2 separate regions of the Mus musculus genome follow, and region 1 is linked to region 2. A link is a loop called in an ENCODE intact Hi-C map of the cell type or tissue named here. Cell type or tissue: heart. All regions are shown on one strand. Links, peaks and the distances in the headings refer to the core of each region. The heading gives the core; the rest is flanking DNA. Region 1 overlaps Hmgcll1 (3-hydroxymethyl-3-methylglutaryl-Coenzyme A lyase-like 1). Region 2 has its middle 100 kb from the start of Hmgcll1.

The links. Hi-C counts contacts between places; a loop is a spot of excess contacts. Peaks named below come from ENCODE experiments on the same cell type or tissue, not always from the same donor. Only the 100,000 strongest peaks of a DNase experiment are listed, where the experiment ranks them.
Region 1: a loop joins it to region 2, with 13 times the contacts of the local background. A loop is called at or near these places in 2 of 42 quality-filtered maps.

What each region holds. Positions count from the first base shown.
Region 1 is chr9:76,022,531-76,026,932 of GRCm38, forward strand. The region is part of intron 1 of Hmgcll1 (3-hydroxymethyl-3-methylglutaryl-Coenzyme A lyase-like 1); the gene reads left to right. Among named protein-coding and RNA genes, the nearest start is that of Hmgcll1, 9.8 kb to the left of the region's middle. In heart, for the core only: a CTCF peak has its summit at 1,133; DNase peaks (open chromatin) are centred at 1,081 and 1,981; H3K27ac peaks cover 630 bases.
Region 2 is chr9:75,907,935-75,912,336 of GRCm38, forward strand. No RefSeq gene overlaps it. Among named protein-coding and RNA genes, the nearest start is that of Hmgcll1, 100 kb to the right of the region's middle. In heart, for the core only: no CTCF peak of the experiment used is centred there; a DNase peak (open chromatin) is centred at 2,387.

The sequences.
Region 1 (4,402 bases), core at 130-4,129, 110 kb after region 2:
ATTCTGTGTTTGTCTGTTATTTTGGTATAAATATCTCTTAAAACCCAGTTCTTGATTACTCAGTATCTTTAGGTGAATTTAGTTTTGATAGTGCTTAAATTGACCATTAGAGAGACTATTTCCAGCCATCTGTATCATCTTCACCACTCCAAAATTCTCTAATGGCATTTGTGTACTTTACTACTTTGTATTTAAATAAATGTTGTTGTGTCTCCAATAAAGAATTTGCTTACTTTAAAAGTTGCTTCATCTTTTTAATGCTGACAGATTGAACTATCATCTCCTAAAAAAAATGGATTATGGTTTTCAATTAAAAAACTTGAGCATTTCATATGAGTACTATATTATTTCTAGCCTTCCTTCTTCACTGAAAACTCCTGTATTTCCAAAACCCTCTAAACTTTATGACATCCTCCTCTTTAATTAGTGCTGCATATATATCTGTGTATGTACATCTATGTAAATAAAATCGACTGAGTACATTTAATGTTGCTCATGTGTATATGTGTTTATAGCTGACCAGTTAGGATAGAACAACCTATCAGGTGTCTTGAGGCTTTGATGTTCCTCATTCATATTGCCATGGCATATCAACTGGTATTGCCACAGCAATGGATTTATTTAGGGGACTATATTTTTGGGATAACGTGGGTACAGAATCCCTGTCATATTTAGAAGGCACTATATTATAACAGACATCCTGACCCTCTGGCTCTTAAACTCTTTCTGCCCCCTCTTGAGATGTTTCCTGAGTCATAGGTGTAAGGGTTGTGTTGACAGGAGATGGACAACCCATAGTCAGTAGCCTCTGTATTTTGATTAGTTGTTGATATCTGAAATTGTCTCTGACTGCAGAAGGGTGCTTCTTTGATGAAAGCTAGAATCAGGGTAGTAGGATGCAGGTGGTATGAGAAGGAAATGGGAAAAACAGACCACACCACACACTTCAAATACAAAACTTGCAGAAACTGAGCTGGATCTGGCCTCAAAGCCCCACCCCTGAGGACTGGCTCTCAGTTTCTGTGGGTGCTGTGTATGCAGGCTGCCAAGGGAGAAAAGCAATCAATAGTCCTATTCAACTGTGAAACCTGTGAACCGAAACAACGAACGACAGTTCAGCAAGCTATCCCCAAGAGTGCAGTAGTGACCCATCTTAGGGATAGCCAACAGCTGTCTAATTGGACTCAGTAGGGAGGAATTCATCTCTGCTCTAAACCTCCCCAGCCTACCAGTTGCTAGTGAGGTCATGGATCAAAGAGAAGAGCCTACTGGTGCCACTTTCCGAAACTAGTATAATTTCTGAATGTGTTCTAAATACACTCATCCGTAAACCCACAGGAACAAGTTTCTCCATTCTTACACTGTGACTTTTCAAATAGCTTTAGGTCAAATCTGGTCACAATTTGATTCCTGAATGTGCATGACTCACATCTACATGCTGAGACAAGAGTAGACACCCTGGGCTGTGTTTTAGTTTCTATCCTATTAGGAAATCTGTTTCTTGGTGTTTTATATATATATAAAAATGTGTAATAATTCTGTATTTTCCTCATCCTCTTTAATCAAATCATATTATTTTGTATGGGCTTCCTGTTTCAAGCACTTTTTATAGCTACCACTGTTGGATGTTAAGTACATCCCAGGTGCTTCCTGGTTGCTTATTTAATCATCTCACTAGTCTGTTTTGTAGATTTCAAAGGCATGGCACACAATGGTTAAATAAGTTGCTCATAGCCAGCAGCTAGTGAAGAGCAGAGTTAGGTTGGGAACGCAGGAAGTTCTACCTCCAGAACATTCAGTTTGCAGGCGTGTTTCCACTATAGCCATGAGAGGACTCACTTGAAGAGTTTATTGAGTCTTCTGGAAGCTCTGACTCAGCAGCCCTTGCGGTTGGCTCCCAGCTGTCTTTGTTTTCCCTTCACCCCATCTTGGTAAGCTCTGTGCTGGCTGCTGCTGCTGCAGCCACCAGCTACCAACTGTGCTCCTATCAAGGTTCCTTTCCTGTGTTCTTCCTGAGCTCTTGGCTCCTGCTCATGAGAGAGTGCAGGCTGGGGAAAGACTACTGTGAATTTTGACTTCCTTTCTGCCCTCCCTGAGGTTGAGAGTAGAATTCAGTCTGGAATAGAACTGCATTGCATAAAAAAGGAAAAACAACTGAGTTTCCAATAAATTTCCTGTTCCCTTCAATCTTCAATACTTTCTGTCCTTGGATTTCTGTTGGCTCCTGGATTCCTTGCTCTCTCTGATTCCAGCTGGCTTTTACATCCTTCCTTCCCCCTATGCTGTGATTTTTTTTTTTTTTTCTCAGCTTCAAGCTCCTCCAAGTTTTCTGGCTTTATGGTTATTCACTCTGTGTTGTAACTTTCTCTGACCCTTTCTTCTCTTTCTCCATGGTACACACTTCCCTTTTAGTTTTATTTCTTTTTATTTTTTTCTTTTCTACTCAACCAGGAGGCCAGACTTCACAGGCACAGAAACGTCATGGGTCACTTGCAGGTGACCTGTGGTTTTTTGAGAGGCAAAATCAAATCGCCTATTTGGATCATTTTAACTGGATTCCAAATTTGAAAGTTTTTGGCCAGCCTGGTTAAAATCCTAAGAACAAAAGCAGCTTTTAGAATTCTGGTTTCCTTCTAGTAGTCTGGCAATTGTTAATCTATGTAGGAGAGGCAAATAGTCCTTTACAGCTGCCTTGCTGAGAAAATTTTATCCCTGGAAATATTCTATTTGATTGCACTACACTTAAACATGTAGGTATAAAAGAATGCCTTTATACACATTTGTCTTCTAACTGTCCTTGGCATCAAATTGCCTTCTGTGCTCAGGATGATTTGTTCTGGGGACCCTTGGTGGTGGACAATCACGTGGAAATAGCATGATGTGCTTGTTCAAGATGTTTCTATTTTTCCATGTTTCTGTTTTTCGTAATCCTTCAGCTGGCAGGAAATTGTAGTTAAGGCACCAGACACTTGCCATCTTTCCATCTGAGCGCTCTTCCTTTTCCCAAATAATCAGAATTCAGCCCAAAATTAATACTCAAGAGTTTTTAATTTCTTCTGTTGGTTCGAACCCTTTTTATAACTCATTTGGATGCTATTTACTTATGTAAATATTAATTAGTGAATCTTGTCCTCAAAACATTTATTCTAAAATAAAACTATGTAAAAAAAAAAAACAATTCTACATAGAGACTTTTAAAATTACCCAGGCCTATGAAGGCTTGCATTTTAATTTATTCACAAATCATAATTTGTGTTAATGTCAAAAAATTAGATACAATCAATAGAGAAATAAATTTAAAAGGCCTGTGTGTAGCTCAGTGGTAGGCTCCTTTTGTAGTATATGAAAGCTCTGATTTTAATGCACTGTATTAAAAAAAAAAACCCCTTAAAAGCTGTTCTGTCATTTCTCCATAGTCATAGAGGGGTTGGATTTGGTTCTTTTTACATTTTCCTTTTAAATTTAAAGTCTCTTTATTAAAATATACTTTGATCATATTCTTTCCTCTTCCCAAACTCCTCCAAGATCTTCTCACTTCATCCAATTCCATATTTCTCCCTCCCTCCTCCTTGCTACCCCCAACTCACGAGTCAATCAAACCAACAAATAAACAACAATAACAACAATGAAGAAGAGGAAGGAGGAGGAGGAGGAGGAGGAGGAGGAGGAGAAACAAACAAACAAACAAGGAAGAAAGACAGACAGACAGACAAAGAATCTGTTTTATTTTGTCAATAACTCCTGGGCCTGCCCTGGAGTTTGGTGATATACCCAGTGACCCTCCTTTGTAGAATACTGATTTTCTCCTCCTCAGCAGGCATCAATTGCAAATAGCTTCTTGGGTAGAACTTTATGTCCCTTCTTAGTTCTCAGACTCTGTCTGGCGTGAACCCGTGCAGGTCTTGTGCTTGCTGTCACAGTCTCTATGAGTTCATAAATACTCTATGAGTCCTGCATTCCCAGAAGATGGTGTTTCCTTGGAGCTATCCATCAACTCTGGCTCTTACAATCTTTCTGTCCCCTCTTCCACTTGGATCCCTGAGCCTTGCAGGCAGGCACAAGTTTGATTAAGACATCCAATTTAGGACTGAGTATTCCAAAGTTTCTCACTTCCTGCACACTGTAAAGTTGTGGGTCTCTGTGTTAATTACAATCCATTGTAAGGAGAAGCTTCTCTGATGAAGGCTGTACAATGCCCTGATCTATGCATATAGAGTATGCCATTAGGAGCCATTTTATTTTTATATTTCAGCAGAATAATAGTAATAATAGTAATTTCCCCTAGGCCCCTAACATCTCTATCTCAAGTTCTTGGCCATTTTTGTAGTGTCAGAAATGTGTTTTATCCCTTGCAGTGGGCGTTACAACTAAGCAGAAAATGGTTGGTTTCTTCTGTATAATT
Region 2 (4,402 bases), core at 204-4,203:
TAAATATTGTCTATTAAATATGTATTTATGTGTTTATATTCATGCTGCCTGGTGGTACTATTTCTTAATGGCAAAGGTTATTTGCCAATGTGGGTACTAATATCCCTATTGTTTATATCTAGTCAGGTGCCAACATTTTATAAACATCATTTAATCAAAAATAAGTAGATAAAAGAATAAATAAATTTAACAAACCCTTTTAATTTGTTTCCTTTTTTAAATAAAGGAAAAAAAGCCTTATGTTTTGGGATGTATGCCATTGTATCTAGCAACCTGAGCTCAATATTTAGTATTTTCATTTGTGGGATTTTTTTTCTTTAAATTTCTAAATTTATAATTCATGACCGACCTCTCAATTTTTATTTTCATATACTACTTATACTGTTCCACAACACCAGAAAATATCCAAGTCAATCATGTGTACTTTGTTTAAATATGCCCTTAGAGGTGCGGAGAAATAATACAAAGATGTAATGGGAAATGTATCCACTAACTTAAGTGTGAAACAAGGAATTAACAGAACTTTCCATATTTCTAATAGATTTATTCTGGGGCTTCTTAAACTTTGGCCCAACTGACTTTTTTTTTTTTGTGTGTGTGTGTGTGTGAATGTCAGTTCTCTGAAGGATGAGATATTGGTTAACATTCACCACTTTTACCCATGAGATCCTACGGCATTTCTCACAACCCTGACAAGTTAAAATCTCTCCAGATCCTCCCATGTACTTCTCATGGGGAGATTATGGTAAGAGTTGCTGGCTTTATTCAATGAGATAGATGGGAATTTTACATCAAGAAGTTAACAGAAGGTCATAAATAACCCCACTCCCAATTATCTATAAATACATAAATAGTAAGAAATAAATATTATCTCCAAAAGTTGAGACAAATCTTGCAAATGGAATATATGGATCAGGGTGGAAAAGCTAGCTAATGATACAAGATGAAGAAACAAAGACCTTCCTCCTAGTGCAGAACTTAAGACAAATATTACGGTATTAGGGGAAAATGGGCAGATCTTGATGGTGACCTAAGATATTTGACAGCACACAAGAGGGAAGAGGTTATGGAAACCAAATAAGCAATAAAAGAAAATGTCCCTAAACTGCAGTGAGATACCATGAGTTGCCAAACAGATGGACAAGAGCATATCTGTGTCTATAGCATAGCTGAAACAGTGTAGTGGAGTCGGCTGCAAAGTAGGAAAGTACTCAGAGGTGGTTTTGCAAGGCAATAGGATAGCTGACTGTGCTTACCAGTTCATAGTAATCCAAAGCAAGTCACTACCAAGCAAGTGATTTTAAGCTAAACGACGCAAGCAGCGTGGTAATCTATACTGATCTACTGTCAAGAAAATGAGCATGAGAGAGAAATCTTAGTATTTCATAATTTACAATATTTCCCTCCTTAGCACCCTCATCTGACATAAGAACAATGAAAAGAAAAGATACTGTCTGGAGAGGTTGCAAGCCAGCAAGATGGCTCAGAGGGTTGGATGCTTAGCACCAAGGAGGATGACCTGAGTTGGTCATGGTATCTGCCACATGGGAGAAAACCAATTCATGTAAGTTGTCCTTTGATTTCCCCGGTGTGCTGTAGCACATGCACACATACATTTGTACACACAGATACACACACACACACACACAAATAAATGAATATATATTAAAACATAAGCAAGAGGGTTTCCTTAGATATCTGAACAATGGTAGCTGGCATCACACCCATTATGGTGTTTCTTGTCCGTAAGGTTTTGGCTACATATACTTTGAAAAAAGTAATTGTATAAAAGATACAAGTATTTTCTAACAGCTTTGCTTCTTCTGTTTGTTTGGGGCAGTGAATTCATCCAGCCACCAAACTTGGACAAAGCTGAGTTAGTATATATAATTAACATCAAGGCAGTATAGAGTTTTGTCAAACCAACAAATATATAAAACCCACATTACTTGATCATGACATCAATCAAACAGGGAGGCAGAATTCTGATGCTCCTTCTGGGAGTTCTGAAAAATATTTTTACAAAATATGCTTTATTTAGAAACTTAAAGATGTTAAAAGATGAAAAAGATTCAAAATAAACTGTTTAATTTTTTTATAAACATAAATTAAATCTAGACAGAATGCTGAAATAATAAAATGTAACAATATAGACAAAATGCAGCTATAACAGTTTCACACTGCTGGCCCTAAACCTAGCAATCTTAAATAACAACATTGTTCTGTCTCCTGCTTCTGAGAAATGGCTGGGCTCAGCCAGCTATTCACTCTGGGTCTCTCCTGTGGTTATAGGCAGACAATGGCTGGCACTGGAGTCATCACCGAGACTTCCTCAGATGTCTGGCAGTTGATCCTGGCTGTCAGCTAGGACCTCAGCTGGATCTGTTGGCTGGAACATCGACACATGACCTCTCCTTGTGCTCTGGGTTTCCTCAGAGCATGATGGCTGCATTCCAGGAAAGAACATCCCCAGAGAATCATGAGAAAGCTGTTTTGTCTTTTATTGCCGACCCTTAGAAGTCAAGTAGCGTCAATTCTGCTGTTTCCAAACGCATGTGAGAATCAGGGGAGGAACAAATATTCCACGTCTCAACTCGAAAGAAAGTTTTGCTGTGTCTGATGAGGGATGGGATAGCTTAATGCAGCTATCCTGAAAAAATACAATCTGACAAGGTCACCAATGTACTAGGGGGGTAAGGAAGTGGAGAGGGTGATGAAGTGTGGTTTGGGTAAATTCTTTTCTTCTTAGGTAGTCAAGCAATGGATACATTCTACATCAGAACAACTGCATGAAAATGTACTGTTTAAAGATGAAAAAAAGTCAGGATATAGCAGTTTGGATGTGGGCATCTAGGGATAACAAAATGAATCATAAAGTTTATGTTTTAAACAAAATTCTTTAAGGATGCTGCATTAATTTGTATTTTAATGTAAGACTAAATGTAAAAATATGTGACTTTATACTAATATAGTTAAAAGTAAAGCTGAAAAGAATGTGTGACAAGTCAAACATTTAACAATTATGGATATTTATCACAACTATTCACAGAGCTCTATCTGTCTGCAGGCCTCTATACTAGGGACTTGGGTATAGATAGCTAGAGAAGGAAGCTGGCATTGGTTTGCCCTGCAGGGGAAGCTGTCAGAGAAGAAACACAAAGCAGAGGCTTGTTTTGCTCAGCATTGCTCACAGTTTTTGTTAGTGCAACGGCTCTAAGTAGATTTCTAAAGACATCGTTCCAAGATTCCCATTCTATGTCATAATTTAGACTACTGAAGGCCTCATTGAGGGATCTTGAAGATGGAATTTGGGTGGCTACTCCGATGACTGTAGGGCAGGGAGATGACCTGGACCATCTTGACGGATCCAAGTAATCACTTGAAGTCTTAAAATCAAGTGGCGGAGACAGAAGAGCCAGAAAGTCACATAAAACATCAGCAGCAGCATCATCATCGTGGTCTTGGTTGTCTGTCAGCAACAGGAACAGCAGCAGCAGCAGCAGCAACAGCAGCAGCAGCAGCAGCAGCAGCAGCAGCAGCAGCAGCAGCAGCAGCAGCAACAACAACAACAACAGCAGCAGCAATAGCAGCAACAGCAGCAGTGGCACAATGAAAAGGTGAAGCTATAAAGGAGATTAAATTGTGGAAAGGCAATGCTAGCTCTGAGGATGGAGGGATAAGGCAATGTGGATGAATCTGAGAACAGCTATCAACACCAACCGGTGAGCAACAGGGACCCCATTCTTTGTGTCGCAAGAAACTGGATGCTGCTGAAGAGAACGTGGAGCCAGGATCCTCCCGAGTCTCTCAGTACTGCCGACCTGCTGCTTTATGAAGCTCAGAGGCGCTGATTGAGCCAACCCAGACTCCTGAATTTAGAGCTAATAAGTTTTGTGAGACTAATTTATGTGTGTGACAACACAGTTCTCAGCTTTTATATATAAAAAATCCCTTTCTCTTGTTATACAAAAGCTTACCTTTGTTTAATATCCTATATAACGTGAATCGATATCTATATTAGTAATGTATGTTGTTATTAGTTTTTAACACACAGGAAAGAAAGTTACACAGAAGTTTTAAGCAACAACTGTCAAGTGTTCATAAGTCTCTGGACACTTAACTAGTTTCTCTGTTTTGTATCAGGGATTTCTTTTGTACTTTTACTTCTAAAAAGATGGTTCAAAGGCAAAAATGTGCCTGCTACTTCTTTTGTTCACATTGAAATTTTCCTTAGAACAGATTAATGGACTGTCTCAGCTAACAGTATAGAGTCCCAAAGCATTATGGTCCAGATTCTTTCATCTTTTTGTTTATTCTAGCACCTCTCTCTATGCACCACCTGTGTGAGAGTAAATGCAGAAACTCATTGTTTTGTCTATACAAAAAATAAATCTATCAAATA